2 separate regions of the Mus musculus genome follow, and region 2 is linked to region 1. The links are chromatin loops, found by intact Hi-C in ENCODE. Cell type or tissue: heart. All regions are shown on one strand.

Region 1 (2,500 bases):
GAAGAACCTCTAAAGCCATGAAGCTCAGTCTACCCCAGAATAAGGAAGTCATGTCCTGGAGCAAGACACTGAGCTGTCCTGCAGGAGGAGCCCTAGTTGGGGATACTGGCGTGGGGGAAAGTAGAAGAGAAAATAGGGACATAGGGCTATGCCTGGTGAGCTAGGGGAAACACGGAGGACTTGGGATTCCAATACTTGCTTTTTGTCAGAGTAAAGCAAAGCATAGACCTCCCGATGCATGCCCTCAGGCCTCTTGAAGGTCAGCGTCTCTGAGGACTTCTTGGACTTTTTCTGGGAAGAAAACCACAGGGAAAAAATGATGGCCCAGACCCACCCTTCCTTGAAGTTTTTACCCAGCCCAACCTGAACAAACAAATGCTGAACTAAAGTCCCGGGAACCCACTCATGGGAGCGTCTCTACACCGTCTGCACAGGTTTCCTCTCCCCGCTCGCGTCTGAGTTATCAGGGAAGAAAGTCCTTCCCTCACCTCAAGACTGTCACAATGTCTTGCTCTCTCTTCCCAACAACTTACAAGTGTCAGGTTCCCTCGGTCCTCTCGTCCGTTGGCGGTTTCCCCGCTCTCTTGGTCCCCACCTCCCAGTGTCCCCTCTTCGTTACATTAAGGGTGGCATGCTCTTGTTCCATTGTAGCTCTCCTTTTATTATCACTTCCACCATCTCTCTTCTGGTAACACCCCTTCCCATCCCTTCGCCAACACCTTCACCCACACTTCAGCCCGCTCAAATGCCCCTGCTACCTTGTCCGGGTTGATAATATCCTTTTTGCTGATGGTCCCAGAGGCGGCATCTCCCTCTGGACCCCCGAGTTCTAGAATGTCTCGTACATCTGCGCCCGTAGCCATCACGCCCGAGGGATGAGGTAGTACCCCGACGTCAAGGGTCGGTACCTGCAGAAAGACTGTGCTACCGTTAAGGGGGCGGTGTCCCTGCAACTCCCGCTCCAAGTGGGGGCAGGGTGAAGAGGCCAGCGCCAGAATGGTCCACACCAGGTTTGGGTGCTGCCTCGTTCTCCGCCTCCCCGCGCAGGTGTCCCTTACGGTCACACTGTCCTCCCTGCCTCGCCATCCCCGGGGAGCCACACCTGAGTCCCCCCAGCTGTAGCCCACTCCTCAAATTACCTCTCTCTGAAGACCCACGGATAGGAACTTCCGGCTGTGCGTCGTAGAAACGCAACCCTTAGAAACACTTCCGGTCGGTGCTTAGACAAACAGGAGCCGGCTAGCAACCCAGTGTGCAAGCTACCGGGCAGGCTGAGTCGCTCGCCTGGAATTCCTGCTGTGCTCCCAGGAATCCGCGCGAGGCGATGCGGGGCTTGCTTTTGACATTTACCTTCTATTTCTCTACATTGTGTCCCGGGCAATGAAAAGAAAACCTGAAGAGAACTCTGTGACATTGAAAAGTCACTTATTTTCTCAAAACCTATTTCAAAACACTTAATTTGTTTACAAAATGAAAATTGTAACAGCTCCTGCTTAAGTGAAATACCAATAACCCATGTAAAACAATGGCACAGTGCCTGGAACATTATTTTTTTTCTTAATTAACTGGATTAATGATAGTAATTGCCTCTGCTCATTCAGTGCCTCTCTATATTACCAGGCATTGCCATTGTGCTAAACTTTCAAAGCAGAGCTAAACTAGCTTCTCCAGCTGCCAAGAGAGTAAAATAGAAGCTCTCTCTCTCTCTCTCTCTCTCTCTCTCTCTCTCTCTCTCTCTCTCTCTCTCTCTCTCTCCCTTCCTCCCTCCCTCCCTCCCTCCCTCTCTGCCTCCTCCTTCCTATCCCTTTTCTTTCCCCACCACCCAGGGTGGCCTCTTAACTCACAGCGATCCCCCTGCCTCTCAAGTGCTGGGATTACAGGAATGTGCCACCAGGTCAGGCTCTTAACTTCTTTATTTAATTTACAATTCCCCTAAAATGAGTTGTGAATCTTGACTCTTTTTTTTTTGGGGGGGGGGGCAGTGTAATGTACAACACACACACACACACACACACACACACTGTACTGTCAACACACAAACTAGAGTTATCTGATAGATGAAAACCTTAACTGAGAAACTGCCTTTAAGATCCAGCTGTAAGGCATCTTCTTATTGAGTGGTCAGTGGGGATGGCCCAGCCCATTGTGGGCGGTGTTATTCCTTAGCTAGTAGTCCTGGGTTCTATAAAAGGCTGAGCAAGCCAGGAGAAGCAAGCCTGTAAACAATACCTCTCCATAGCTTCTGCATCAGCTCCTGCCTCCAGGATCGTACCCTGTTTGAATTCCTGTCCTGAATTCCTTTGGTGATAAATAGCAATGTGGCAGTATAAGCCAAATAAACCCTTTCCTCCCCAACTTGCTTTTGGTCATGGTGTTTCATGGAAGCAATAGTAATACACACACATACCACGCCACATGTCTATGTACTTAGGTTGTCAATATGTAGGAATGACTAGAAGCCCTTATCTTGTTTTCACAAGGGAGTATGTCATTTCAACTG
Region 2 (2,500 bases), 130 kb before region 1:
GTAAAGTGCTGTGCTCAGTTCTGTAGGTTCACAGTAGAACCATCTAACCCATTATGTGCATGAGATTAAAGAAGGCATTCTCTGATATGGGGATTACAGGCATTTCCAGCTCAGGCAGGAACCATTATATTAAGATCTCAGAGGTGGCAGGGTCCAGAACTGATATTAGCTGTCTTAAAGGAAAATAGCAGGTGGCAGACAGAGGAGCTTGGTAACTGAAGATGGCTCCTAAGATGGATCTGACTGAGAGGCTGTCAAAATCACCAGTGGCTTAAGACTGATGCTTCCCATTTCATAACGTGGATTCCCAGAGAAGCACAGCTAAGATGGAGACACTCACCCATCGCTTTAGGTGAAGTTCTCCCCAGCTGCCTGGAGAGACTGACTGTGAAAGACCCACTACAGCTATGGCCAGAAACCTTGTTAACCCTGACAGTTCCTCTGAGGGCCTCAACAAGCCAGAAGCTTCCTCCTCAGAAAGGCCCTTCAGAAATCTCAGCATTTTCTTTTTAGCTGAATTCGCCTCCCTTCTTTCCAGATTTCCCTCAGGCCCGCATCAGAAAGTAGATAACGATTACTTGTTGACAATGAATCACAGAAAAGTGTCGCCTAAAGAGAATGTCTCCTAAGCCCATACTCACCGAATGCCTACAGTCAAGGTGGGGAAAATAAGTAGAGCATCTGGGTCATTTTAGGCCTGACGAAGATTTCGGGTTATTTTATTATTATCATTTATTTATTTTTTAAGAAAACCCCTTTCACTGTTTAGAAGTGACCCTCCCTTTCTCTTTTGAATACGTGGCTCCTCTAAACTACAAGTCCCACAAGGCCCAGAGCCAACGGTCACCATCTTGACACACCTTAACGCGCATGTCGGCGGGAGAGAGAGCGTTTGGAGAGAAGAAGCCCCGCCTTACTCCAGCTCATTGGCCAAAGGCGCTAGCAGCGGGCTCAGCGGTTGGCTACCACGCCCGCCCGTCCACCGCGTCGGTCGGGGTCAGAGTGCGCGGAGGTGAGTCGGTGTGTTGTGGACTCGTGGTGCTGGCTGCCGCTGTTGAGGCTGCCTGGAACGGGCTGTGGGAAGCGGGCGGAGCTGGCCCTGCTTCTGCCTGGCCAGCGCCGCAGGCGGCGCGGGCCGTGCCCGCTGCCGTCAACTGCCCGGAGCGTCTGCTGAGGCCGAGGGAGACGCCGGGGCCTGCACCTGGAGAGAGCCTGCCGTGCTGGCCCGGAGGAGGGGGCGTTGCCATGGCGACAGCCTCTCCGGCAGCTGACGGGGGGCGGGGGCGGCCCTGGGAAGGAGGGCTGGTCTCCTGGCCCCCTGCCCCTCCCCTTACGCTTCCCTGGACCTGGATGGGCCCGAGCTGGGGGCAACACCCTGGGGTGGGTGAGATTGAGAGGGCCCCCAGCTTGGGCCCTGGTTAATGCATGCGGGGTGTGGGTCGTGGCGCGCACACTTAAGGAGCCTGGGATTCTGGCCTGGTGCTCACCCTGGATGTTAGAACTCTGGGCGAAGGGATAGCTGGGGAGGGCGGTGGGGGAGCTCGGCTTTGCGAGAGAGACTGGGTGAGTTGATGAAAGGGCCTGGTTTGAGATTTCTGGAGAAGGAGAGAGGTTTGACCAGATAAAGTAGAAGATTAAGGAATTATTTATAGACTACCCCCTCCGCATCTTGGCACAGGCACACATGCTAGCACTTTACTTCCTTGTAAGTCACAAGCTGTGGGTAATAATGGTGGACAGAGGTGGACAGAGTGGAGAAAGAGCCTTAACCCAGGTAGCTTTTTGTATGTCTTTATTGCAAGTGGTCCAGCAACAGGTGTCTTCTTAAAACAAAGAAAGCATGACTTGGGTTGAGTTCTTGTGAAATGTCAGCTGCTCGACGTTGGCCTGGAAGATGCTGGGTATGGGGCCCCTCATCTGGAGATACAGAGCTTGCCCCTCAGGCTGGATTTCGCAATGACTGGGGCCAATAATTGTCTCTGACCATTTTTGTGGCTTGCATTTGCTAGTGCATTTCATTGGTTTCCCAGCCCAAGGGCAGCAAAACATGAATCCCATTGGCCAAAGACTAAGCTATTTAACTGTAGTAGATTGTGATTGGCCGAATGATTTTTGACTGTAGAGTTTGTACCAGAAAACTGGCTTCATCAAATTCAGCTTTATTCTGACTTTATCATACACAGTATACCTTGTTTTAGTGGGCTCGGTCTTGGACCTTAAGTATATTATACTTGAATCGCCCACCATTTAAAAGCCAATTTATAACAGTGACTTGGAGTGTGACTCCACTAATGTATGCCTGTGATCTTGGTTAGAAACCCACTTGGCTGCCTGTCGGCAGGTGCTGCCTGGGGGAAGGGAGCTGCCGGGAAGTGATTGATAAGGTTTCCTTTATGGATTCTGTGGTGCTTCACTGGAGCTCAGAGCACTTTGGCAACTTAAGCACTCCAAATTAAAAGCTCATTAACAATTCCTGCCCAAAGATCCTGTAAATAATCAG

The links. Hi-C counts contacts between places; a loop is a spot of excess contacts. Peaks named below come from ENCODE experiments on the same cell type or tissue, not always from the same donor. Only the 100,000 strongest peaks of a DNase experiment are listed, where the experiment ranks them.
Region 2: it touches region 1 in a loop (2.5-fold over the local background); 6 of 42 quality-filtered maps call a loop at or near these places.

The regions. Positions count from the first base shown.
Region 1 is chr4:117,681,075-117,683,574 of GRCm38, forward strand. Dmap1 (DNA methyltransferase 1-associated protein 1) reads right to left here and starts at 1,151. Exons shown (of 11, transcript NM_023178.2): 1 at 1,140-1,151; 2 at 759-908; 3 at 200-291. The coding sequence starts at 863. In heart, a CTCF peak has its summit at 1,310; a DNase peak (open chromatin) is centred at 1,077; H3K4me3 peaks cover 1,923 bases; H3K27ac peaks cover 1,489 bases.
Region 2 is chr4:117,549,351-117,551,850 of GRCm38, forward strand. Eri3 (exoribonuclease 3) reads left to right here and starts at 1,015. Exons shown (of 9, transcript NM_080469.4): 1 at 1,015-1,380. The coding sequence starts at 1,246. In heart, no CTCF peak of the experiment used is centred here; a DNase peak (open chromatin) is centred at 941; H3K4me3 peaks cover 2,225 bases; H3K27ac peaks cover 1,780 bases.